Linked DNA regions of Homo sapiens: region 2 is linked to region 1. A link is an interaction called in ENCODE POLR2A ChIA-PET data of the cell type or tissue named here. Cell type or tissue: B cell. All regions are shown on one strand.

Region 1 (5,000 bases):
AGGACACAGCAAGAAGGTGCCATCTATGAAGAACAGCCCCTCACCAGACACTAAATCTGCCGGCACCTAGATCCTGGACTTCCCAGCTTCCAAAACTACCGGCAGTAAATTTCTATTTATAAATTACCCAATCTGAAGTATTTTGTTCTAGTACCCTGAACCAACTAACACAGTGGTGCTCCTGCATCTCAGGATTGGCTCCCGATTGAGGCATCACTGCTATTGCTTACAGGGACAACACTGGTACAGCTGCTCTTATTAACTTCAGTGACAGTCATAGTGGGCTTAAGCAAGGTGCAGATTAGAGAGTGAACACACTGGATTTCCACTACACCCTCTTAGATACTGAGCGCAGCCCACTGGCCCAGGTGGACTCTTGTGACTCTTGTGGCATTGCCTCTGCTCCATCCCTGACGGCATCTCTGATCACAACTCTGGTGCTGCATGGGCCACCATTCTGGTTCATGGTTCTTAGTTATGTATGAGCTTGACCTTGTTCTCAGTCTGAAAGGTGTGTTGAGTGAAATGCTGGTCTGGTGATAACTGAGCTACAGTTTGGTCTCTTAAGACTGGGAAATCTAGAAAATCCTCAGCAGTTTGCTAGGGCAGAAGAGTTGTGAGTTTTAATGTTTCAGTTCATCTGTTTAAAGTGGTTTGTTGACTTTATCCAGATATTCTCAGTGGTTGGTTGTTACCTTTGATAGGGAGTTGAAAGGTTATATTACCCAGAGAACTGATACCATAGTATCTGGGGTGTGACGCACTGAGCTTCAGAGACAGCAGCAAGACTTGGTTCTAATCACCATGATTAACCCGCATGTTTTCTCTGTATTAAAAAGCCCTGATTGTGTCCTGCTTGTACCTTGGCCACTTTGGAGAACAAGAGTCACTTTTACCTAAAACTGTACTGTGGGAAGGAAAAAAGTAAAGATATTATTATCAAAAACATCAATGTTTTTAAAAAGTCCTGCTATTTTGGTGCTGCTGAATTTTAAGTTTCTGTATTTCATATACATTTTACTTGAAGTAAAACTAATGTGATGTGGTACAGAATTCCAGGATGTAAGAGTCAGTGTAGATGGCTCTACCATGTACTAATGAGGGGAGGTCAGTTTTTAAAGAAATGAAGATAAAGGAAAATGCAAGGAAGAGACTCTACCGTTTTTACAAAATGGAGTAGACATACTTTCCCTCATCTTCCTACTAAGTACAATTTAAAATTCTGGACATTATATGTAAAACAAGCATAATATGCTGAAAGTAGATAGAAAAAGGTAGACCAGCCAGGGACCTCAGGACCTGAGGAAGAATGCAGTGGTGATATGGGCTAAACCGTGTTGCCTTAAAATTTATGTTGAAGTCTTAACCCATAGGACCTCAGAAGGTAACTATAGAGATTAGGCCTCTGAAGGTGATTATGGTAGAATAAGGTCTTTAGGGTGAGCCCTAATCCAGTCTGAATGGTGTCCTTGTAAGAAGAGAAAATTTAGACAACAGAGATATGCATACACAGAGAGAAGGCCACGTGAGAACACAGCAAGAAAGCAGCCATCTCAGCCCACGAGAGAGGCCTTTGGAGAAACCAAACCTGTCTACACCTATTGATCTTGGACTTCTAGCATCCAGAACTGTGAGAAAAATGAATTTCTGTTGTTTAAGCCACCCAGTCTCTGGTATTTTGTCACGGCTCTCCTAGCAAACTAATACAAGTAGTGAGTTCCCTGGGTTTTCTTTTTGCCTTCTATATGCCAGCCTTGGAGCTGGATAAGTTACTAACCAAAGAGTGCCAACAGACACAGTCAAAAACCCCAACAGAAACCTATTCACTGCTGCCAGCATACCAGGGAAAGGGCAACCTAGTAAAAAGGAAAACTTTTAAACAGAAATGGCTCTACTGTAGCCAAACACCACATGAAAAACACTACAGCCCCTCCCCATCCCTTCCAGCAAAGACCAAGTGGGACCTGGAGCTCCACCCTCACCTAACGTTAAGAAGATGCCTCAACCTGCCCCTACCCCCACTCTTTGCTCTGGTGCTGTCAGCAAAGGCCTGTAGGGGCTTGGGACTAGAAGGCCTGAGCTGAGATTTGCATCTCCACTGGGTAGTAATGACCCCAACCCCATGGCATCAACTGCCTAGTGGAGAGTCAGGGCTTTCAGCACTTTCAATAATCAGCAATAATAAGGCAACCTCAGTGAAGGCCACATGGGGAGCAGTAACAAGCTCCCCACCCCTGACAGCCTGAGTGTTACCAGTGGAGGCCTGGAGGGAAACCTGGGTTTCCACCTGCTACCTGGCAGTAAAAAGGCAGGTTCCCCACTTCACTCCCTGGAGCAGTCAGAGTAGGCCTGCTAAAATTCAAGATTTAAATCAGACCCAGAGTCTTACAGCACTCAGAACTGATGAGGTTTAAATCAAAAATTATTCACCACACCAGAAACCAAGAAGATCTCAAGGTAAATTAGAAAAGATAATGAACAGATACCAGCACCAAGATCACACAGACATTAGAATTATCAGACAAATTGTTTTAAAACAGCCATTGTAAAAATGCTTCAATTAGCAATTACAAACATGGTTGAAACATGAATAGAAAACTGCAGCAAAGAGAAGATACGAAGAACTAAATGGAAATTTTAGAACTGAAAAAGTAACAGATAAAAAGCTCTGTGGATAAGTTCAACAGCAGAGTGGAGAGAACAGAAGATAGAACAATCAAAATTACCCGGTCTAAATAACAAATAGAAAACAGACTGACAAAAATGAACAGAGCCTTGGAGATATGTGGAACAAAGCATCTGTCATGTCATTGGGGTCATAGAAAGAAGAAAGAGGATGGAGTTGAAGAAAATTTAAGGAAGAAGGGCTGACAATTTCCCAAATTTGACCAAAAAAAAAAAAATCAAAATGCTGAGTAACCACCAAAGAAGATAAGCCCAAAGAAATACATGCCAAGATTTATCATGGTTAAACTGAAAATTAAAGGCAAAGACATGGTCCCTGAGGCTGCCAGAGCAGAATGACACCTTACCCCTAGGGCCAAAGCAATTAGAGTGGTAGCAGGTTTCTCAGTGGAAACCACCGAGGCCAGAAATAAGTGACACAAATGCTGAAAGAAAACTGTTAATTCAGAATTCTATATCCAGCAAAAATGTCCTTCAAGAATGAAGTGGAAATCAAGACATTCTCAGATGAAGGAAAATTATGAGAAATGTAAATGAGCAGACCTCTAACGACAGTTAACAGGAAACAAAGGAATCTTGTGGCATCAAGCAGGAAGAAAGAACATAGAATGAAAATATCAATAAATGCAATAGGCTTTCCTTTTCCTTGTAAGTTTTCTAAATTATGTTTGAAGTTTGAAGCAAAAATTGTAACATTCTCATGTGACTGTCTATGTAGAGGAAATAGTCAACTATATTATACATATCAGAAGGTAAAGGGAGGTAACATTTCTATCCTTCACCCAAATGGGCAAAAGTTGACACTAGTAGATTTTTGGTAAGTTTAATGTAATACCTAGAGCAACCAGCAAAAAAAGCTATACAAAGAAATGTACTCAAATGCACAAATAAAATAGAATGCCAAAAAAGTACAACCTGCAGGAAGGCAGGGAAGAGAAAATGAAAATATAAAACAAAGTAAAACGGCAGATTTAAACTTTAACATAACAATAATTGCATTAAATGTAAATGGTCTCAGCACCAATTAAGAGATTGGCAGAGTATATTTTTAAATGGCCCAACTATATGCTATGAGAAACTTCAGTGAAAACAATATATGTGGGTTGAAAGTAAAAGGATAAAAAAATATATACTATGCAAAAATCAGAGGAAAGCAGGAGTGACTACATTAATATTAAATAAGATAAATTTCTGAGCAAAAAGAAAAAAAATTGCCAAGGTCAGAGAGGAACATGACATTATAATAAAAGGATCAGTCCAACCAAAAGACCCCAGCAATCATAAAGGTGCATGCAACAAGTAACACAGCTGCAAAAAATGTGAGGCAAAAACTGGTAGACCTTAGAAGAGAAATAGGTAACCCAAAATTATAGTTGGAGAGTTAAGCACCATTCTCAATAATTTATAGGGTAACTAGACAGGAAATCAGCAAGGATATTGAACTCAGTAACCACCAACAGGATCTAATTTGCATTTATACGACACTTCACAGAACGGTAGCAGAATACACCTTCTTTTCAAGTGCCTACTGAACATATACCAAGGTAGACTATATCCTGGTCATAAAACAAACTTCAACACATTTAAAAGAACTGGAATAAAACTGAGAGACCACAATGGGGTCAAACTAGAAGTCAGCGACAGAAAAATAACAGGAAAATCTCCTAACACTTGGAAACAGTGCAACGCACTTCTGAATAAGCCATGAGCCAAAGAGGGAGTCTCAATAATTGTTGAAAATATATTGAACTGAATAAAAATGTCAAAATTTGTGAGATGCAGCTAAAGTTGTGCTGAGAAAAAACTTTGTGGCACTAAAATTCTAATATCAGTAGAGGAGAAAGAAATCTCAATAATTTGAGCTTGTACTTCAAGAAATTTAAATGAAGAGCCAAGTAAGCCCAAAGCAAGCAGAAGGAAGGAAATAAGAAGCGCAGAAATCAGTATTGAAAACAAAAAGCAATAGAGAATATCAGTGAAACAAATTACTGGCTCCTTAAATAATAAAAGCCACAAACCTCTAATAAGACTGACAAAACAGAAAACACCATTAATGGGAATGAAACAAGGGATGTCACTTAATAGACATTGAAAGGATAACTAGGGAATACTAGCTACAACTCTACATACATAAATTTGAAAACTCAGATGAAATGGGCAAATTCCTAGGAAACGTATCCTAGGAAATTCTCAGTATGACATTTGTAATTTGAATAGCTTATTTAATGATTTAATTCATAGTTTAAAATCTGAAGAAAAAAAAAAAAACTCCAGGCTCTGAGATTGACTGGAGAATTCTGCCAGACATTTAAAGA
Region 2 (5,000 bases), 250 kb after region 1:
ACTTGAGCACTACAAGTGAAAAATTCCACATCCAACCTCATGTGATGGGTCACACATATTATTAAAAATATTATATGAAATTACCTTCGGGCTATATATATATGAAACATAAATAAGGTATATATGAAACATAAATTTAGCATTTAGACTTGAGTCCCATTCCCAAGATATCTCATTTATGTATATGTAGATATTCCAAAACCTCAAAAAATTCTGAATGCCCTAACACTCTGATCCCAAGCACTTAGGATAAGGTATACTTAACTAGAACTTAAGATTTCTCCTATGCAGACTCTAGCCCACTCCTGGGCCACATGCTGTTGAAGAAAATAATAAAACTGTGCTGTGAAGCCTGATGGTATTTTATCTCCACTAGACTGTCCCTCCTGCTAAGCAATGGCAAGCAGTAAGAACCCCCCCACCCCACCACCCACTGGTTGCCTATCATATTTCTCACAGCGTCCACCCCCCTGAAAACTCATTCCTCCAAAACCACAGCCGCCCTCTCCTGCCACGGGCTGGGTCCCGTCCCCACCTCTGCATTCACTGTCCCCAACCCAGTCAGGCCTCCCAGAGCCCACCTGCAGTCTTTGCTGTGAGTACTTCACACCAATTCCATGTATAATTACTTGTACCCTTGACTTAGGGGCAACAAAACATAATGACACAAGTCAAGAGTCAAGAGCACTTAGAGAGATCTCAGTGGCTATAACTCAAGAGTCAGATGTCACTGCCAAAAGGACCAAGGGGAAATTTAAACAACTCTGATAGCAGGGCAGACAACACAGTCATAAAGCATATGTATAATATGATTCAGATTTTTATTTTTTTAATGTATATATTTTCATTAAGTATTGGTGTATATAGGAAAAAATGTTACAAACTTTCCTCAGTGTTTAGGATTTCTACACTTTTTATGAGAAAAAAACAAGCTGGGTGCAGTGGCTCACGCCTGTAATCCCAACACTTTGAGAGGCTGAGGCAGGTAGATCACCTGAGGTCAGGAGTTCAAGACTAGCCTGACCAACATGGCGAAACCCTGTCTCTACTAAAAATACAAAAAAGTTAGCTGGCATGGTGGTGCATCCTTTAATCCTAGCTACTTGGGAGGCTGAGGCAGGAGAATCACTTGAAACCGGGAGGCAGAGGTTGCAGTGAGCCGAGGTCGCGCCATTGCACTCCAGCCTGGGAAACGAGAGAAACTCCGGCTCAAAAAAAAAAAGAAAAAAACCCCCACAAATACTATTACTACTTTCCCTTCACCACATCTCAGGTCTGCTTAAATCTAACTCTCACCTACTTCACACCTGCCCCAGGGCAGCTAGTGCCATTTTACATTTCTGATCTCTGGCCTCAAGTGGACTCTTGGTGCCTCCTGGCAACTTAACTCCATTTTCTAAGCGAGCTCCCTTCCCCTCTCTGAAGGGTCTATTAATATCTTTCTTTTCCATCCTCTAATATCTCCTCCCCTTTCTGTAGCCTCAGTTGATGAATGACCTTCTATGATACCGTATAAAACACATTTGGTCATCTTCCCATTTCCTGGCTTAGCCTCAAATGTAAGTGTCTTTTTGTATGCAAATGAGGTGACTGGTGGCTGGCAGCCCCTAGGCAGCTTCAGGATGGGGTTGGTCACCAGAAAGACCAAGGCAGGATTAGAGGGTTGGGACTTTCAACCCCACCCTCCACCCTCCAAGAAGGGGAGAGGGGCTGAGGTCAAGTTGATTATCCATGGCCAAGGGTTTAACCAGTCATGCCTATGCAATGAAGCTTCCATAAAAACCCAAAAAGACAGGGTTCAGATGGGCTTCCAGATATCTGAACACGGGGAGGTTCCTGGAGAAGGCATGGAAGCTCCGTGCCCCTTCCCCTGTACCTCACCCTACCTACACCTCTACATCTGTATCCTTAAAAATATCCTTTATAGTGACACCCAAAATGAGTGACTGAGGTAGACATTCAATCACAGAAGTTTATTAAGCCAACTTTAGGGCTTTTCGAGGGAAAAAACATAAGCCACAGAGCCATCTGTTTTTCCAAAGAGGTTTTCAAGTTTAGTATTTAGACATTTCCTTAAAGTAGGGGAAGGTAGGTTGGCGGTTAAGGCGAAAAGGTTACATGCCTGTGAGACTTTGGTTAGTGCCCAGTAAATCTACATTTTACATCAGATAAAGTGAATGTCGGAAGAGACAATTATGCAGTCATCTCTGGGTAGGTGGAAGAAATGAGTCTGGACTTGTTCTGCACCTGGGAAGATAAGCTTGTAATCCACACTATCAGTGTGGAGAATTAGAAGGTAGACCTCAATTACTGACCTAAAGTTACAACTGGTCTGTCCTTGTTTCTGGGAAGCCAGGAAAGGATTTACTTAAGAATGATCTGTGGGGGCAGCCTTTCAGATGCCCACGGCCTTTTACCTTTCCGTGGGGACCTGGCTGATGCATAATGGTGGTAACAGCTGTTCATTAGGAAAAGGGGGATGCAAGATTCAGCCTCTGGGCCTAAGCCACCCTTTTGCATAAGCAGTTTAGCAGGAGGTCCTGAGATTTTTTATTTTCCCTTACAAAACACAGTAAATGTGTTTCCCTGAGTTCTGTGTGCTGCTCTAGCAAATTAATTGAACCTGAGGAAGGCAACATGGGAACCCCAGTTTATAGCCAGAATTACTGGTTAAAACAACCTGGGACGTGCAACTGGCATCTGAAGTGGGGGTGGAGGGGCAGTCTTGAGGACTGAGTCCCCAAACTATGGGACTGATGCTGTCTCCAGGTCAACAGTGTCAGAGCTGAATTAAATTAGCAGACCTTCAGTGGCATCTGCTGCAGAAGCAACTGCTTACTTGCTGTTGGGGAGAGATACCCAGACATTTGCTGACAGAAGTGTGTTGTGAGAGTAGAGTAGAGTAGGAGAAACTGCATATTTTTTCACTTGCCCTCCTTATTTCATTAACAGAAATTCAGGCAATCGGAAGAAAACATCTCCATGTGTCCCACGTGTTACAGGGGTGAGCTGTCTGGGTGCCTCTCTGAGGCCTGTCCTCCTCCGTGGACTGAATCCCACCTCTGGAAGGAACCTGCTCCTATAATTATTCCCTGGAGCTACTGTGTCTTTCTGGATCATCTCATTTAGCATAAGACATGCTAAATTCTCCTCCATATTGTGATTACATTCCCTTGCCCCTAACCCCACCAACTCTCCTTTATAGAGGGGATACTCTACCAGAAGCTGTCTCCTCTTGCCATCTCCACTTCCTCCCCAACCTGATCTTTGAGCCTCCACTAATTGGCTTTTGTCCCTACCATACTGCCAGATCCAAAGGTCCTCTTGTTACCTGCATGTCCACTACAGCAGACACTGCTGACCAGCCTTTCTGGGAAACACACCGTCCACCAGCTGCGCGGAGATCACACAGCCCTGCTGCCTGTCCCTTGCTGACCCTTCCTTCTTAGTTTTCTGGCTCACTCTACTTGTGCTTCTGAACTAAAGATGGAGGGGTAGCCAGGCCGTCTAGGAGCCTCCCCTCCATCCGCCCTCTTGGCTTTGAGTGTCATCCATCTGTTGCTGCCAAATGTTGGTCTCCACCCTGCTCTATCCCCAAATGCCAGACTCCTGCACCCAGCTACCTGGTGAACATCTGCATCTGGATGTCTAACATGCACTTCAAATCTCACGTCTAAAACTAAGCTCTTCATTCTCCCCATGAAAAACAAAAGGAAACCAATCAAATAAACAAACTACCTCCTGTGCCTCCCGCAGTCTGCCCTTCTGAGTAAGTGGGTATTAGACAACCATTAAGTGGGCTGACCCAGCCCCCAATCTGAGACTCATCCCTCAAGCTCTTGTCTCTCACTCCCCATTCTTTCCAGCAGCAAACCCCACAGACTTGCCTTCAAAATATGCCTCAGATCCACCCCTTCTCTCCCATGCACTTCACTCCAGACCAACAGCACCTCTCCAGTCTACCAGTCTCTCTGTTCTACCCTCCTGGCACTCGCTTTGGGGAACTTTAAAAACTAAAGGTATTTGTGTCAGTCCTCTCTGCAAACCCCAGTGCAGCTTCCCACCCAAACAGAACCAAATCCAAAGCTGCACCAAAGCCTAAAAGACCTTGACCCTGGGCAGTTTTTCCAAACTCTGATTCTCACCTTGGGGTCTTCGCATTGGAATGCTCTTCCCCAGCTCTCTGCAGGACTCTTTGTTCTGTTACTTTGTTCAAGCCGCCATTCAAATGTCCCCTCCCTTGCTCTCCCTGCCTCTCTCATATTCCTTCTCTGATTCCATCCAATTCTCTGCCAAGCCAAACCTGCCCCACCTCATATAAAATAGCTGCCGCACCACTCTCCATTCCTTTCTTCTGTTTTCTCTTTTTCCATGGCCCTTACCATTACTTCACACACATTTTAATTTATTTATCGTTTATTTTCTCTGACTGCACTTAACTCCTTGAAGACAAGGACTTTGTCCCTTTGTAAGCCAAGACTTAGATGGGTGCCTAGCATGCATATATATACTCAGCAAACATGTGAAAGAGAGAGTGGATGAAAGGCCTACGGTCGGCCTCCATCAGTAGGTGTTGATGGTCTCCATCACCACAGTAGACACACAGATACAAGATGCCTACAAACTATTCCATCCTACACTGAGGCCCTACCTTGCATGTGGATTCAAATTTAAGGTGCTTCATTTAAAACAATCCCACTTCTTGATATATTCATTGTTATTCTACATAATAAGGGGTCTTTTATTCATATGGGAGCCATAAAATAATTCCATTAAAAAATTTAAATTTTATATTATTCAGCTACTTTGGTAAAAGGGTGAAAGTACAGGGAGTATACATAAATATTCATGAAATACAGATCAGTAATAAAGAGTGAATCTTCCAATTCTTTTTAGCAAATGATTAGTGCAGCCACAGATAATGAAAGATAAAGTTTAGGAAAGCTCATTAAATGACTGAGAAGGCAATTGTCTAAGACTAGTTACCTGGCCAAAAAAAA

Evidence for each region. Peaks named below come from ENCODE experiments on the same cell type or tissue, not always from the same donor. Only the 100,000 strongest peaks of a DNase experiment are listed, where the experiment ranks them.
Region 2: POLR2A ChIA-PET joins it to region 1 with 6 read pairs; 3 of 35 experiments call an interaction of 5 or more read pairs at or near these places.

What each region holds. Positions count from the first base shown.
Region 1 is chr2:106,086,862-106,091,861 of GRCh38, reverse strand. No RefSeq gene overlaps it. Among named protein-coding and RNA genes, the nearest start is that of ECRG4, 24 kb to the right of the region's middle. In B cell, no CTCF peak of the experiment used is centred here; no DNase peak of the experiment used is centred here.
Region 2 is chr2:105,838,316-105,843,315 of GRCh38, reverse strand. The region is part of intron 2 of NCK2 (NCK adaptor protein 2); the gene reads right to left. Among named protein-coding and RNA genes, the nearest start is that of NCK2, 96 kb to the right of the region's middle. In B cell, no CTCF peak of the experiment used is centred here; no DNase peak of the experiment used is centred here; H3K27ac peaks cover 868 bases.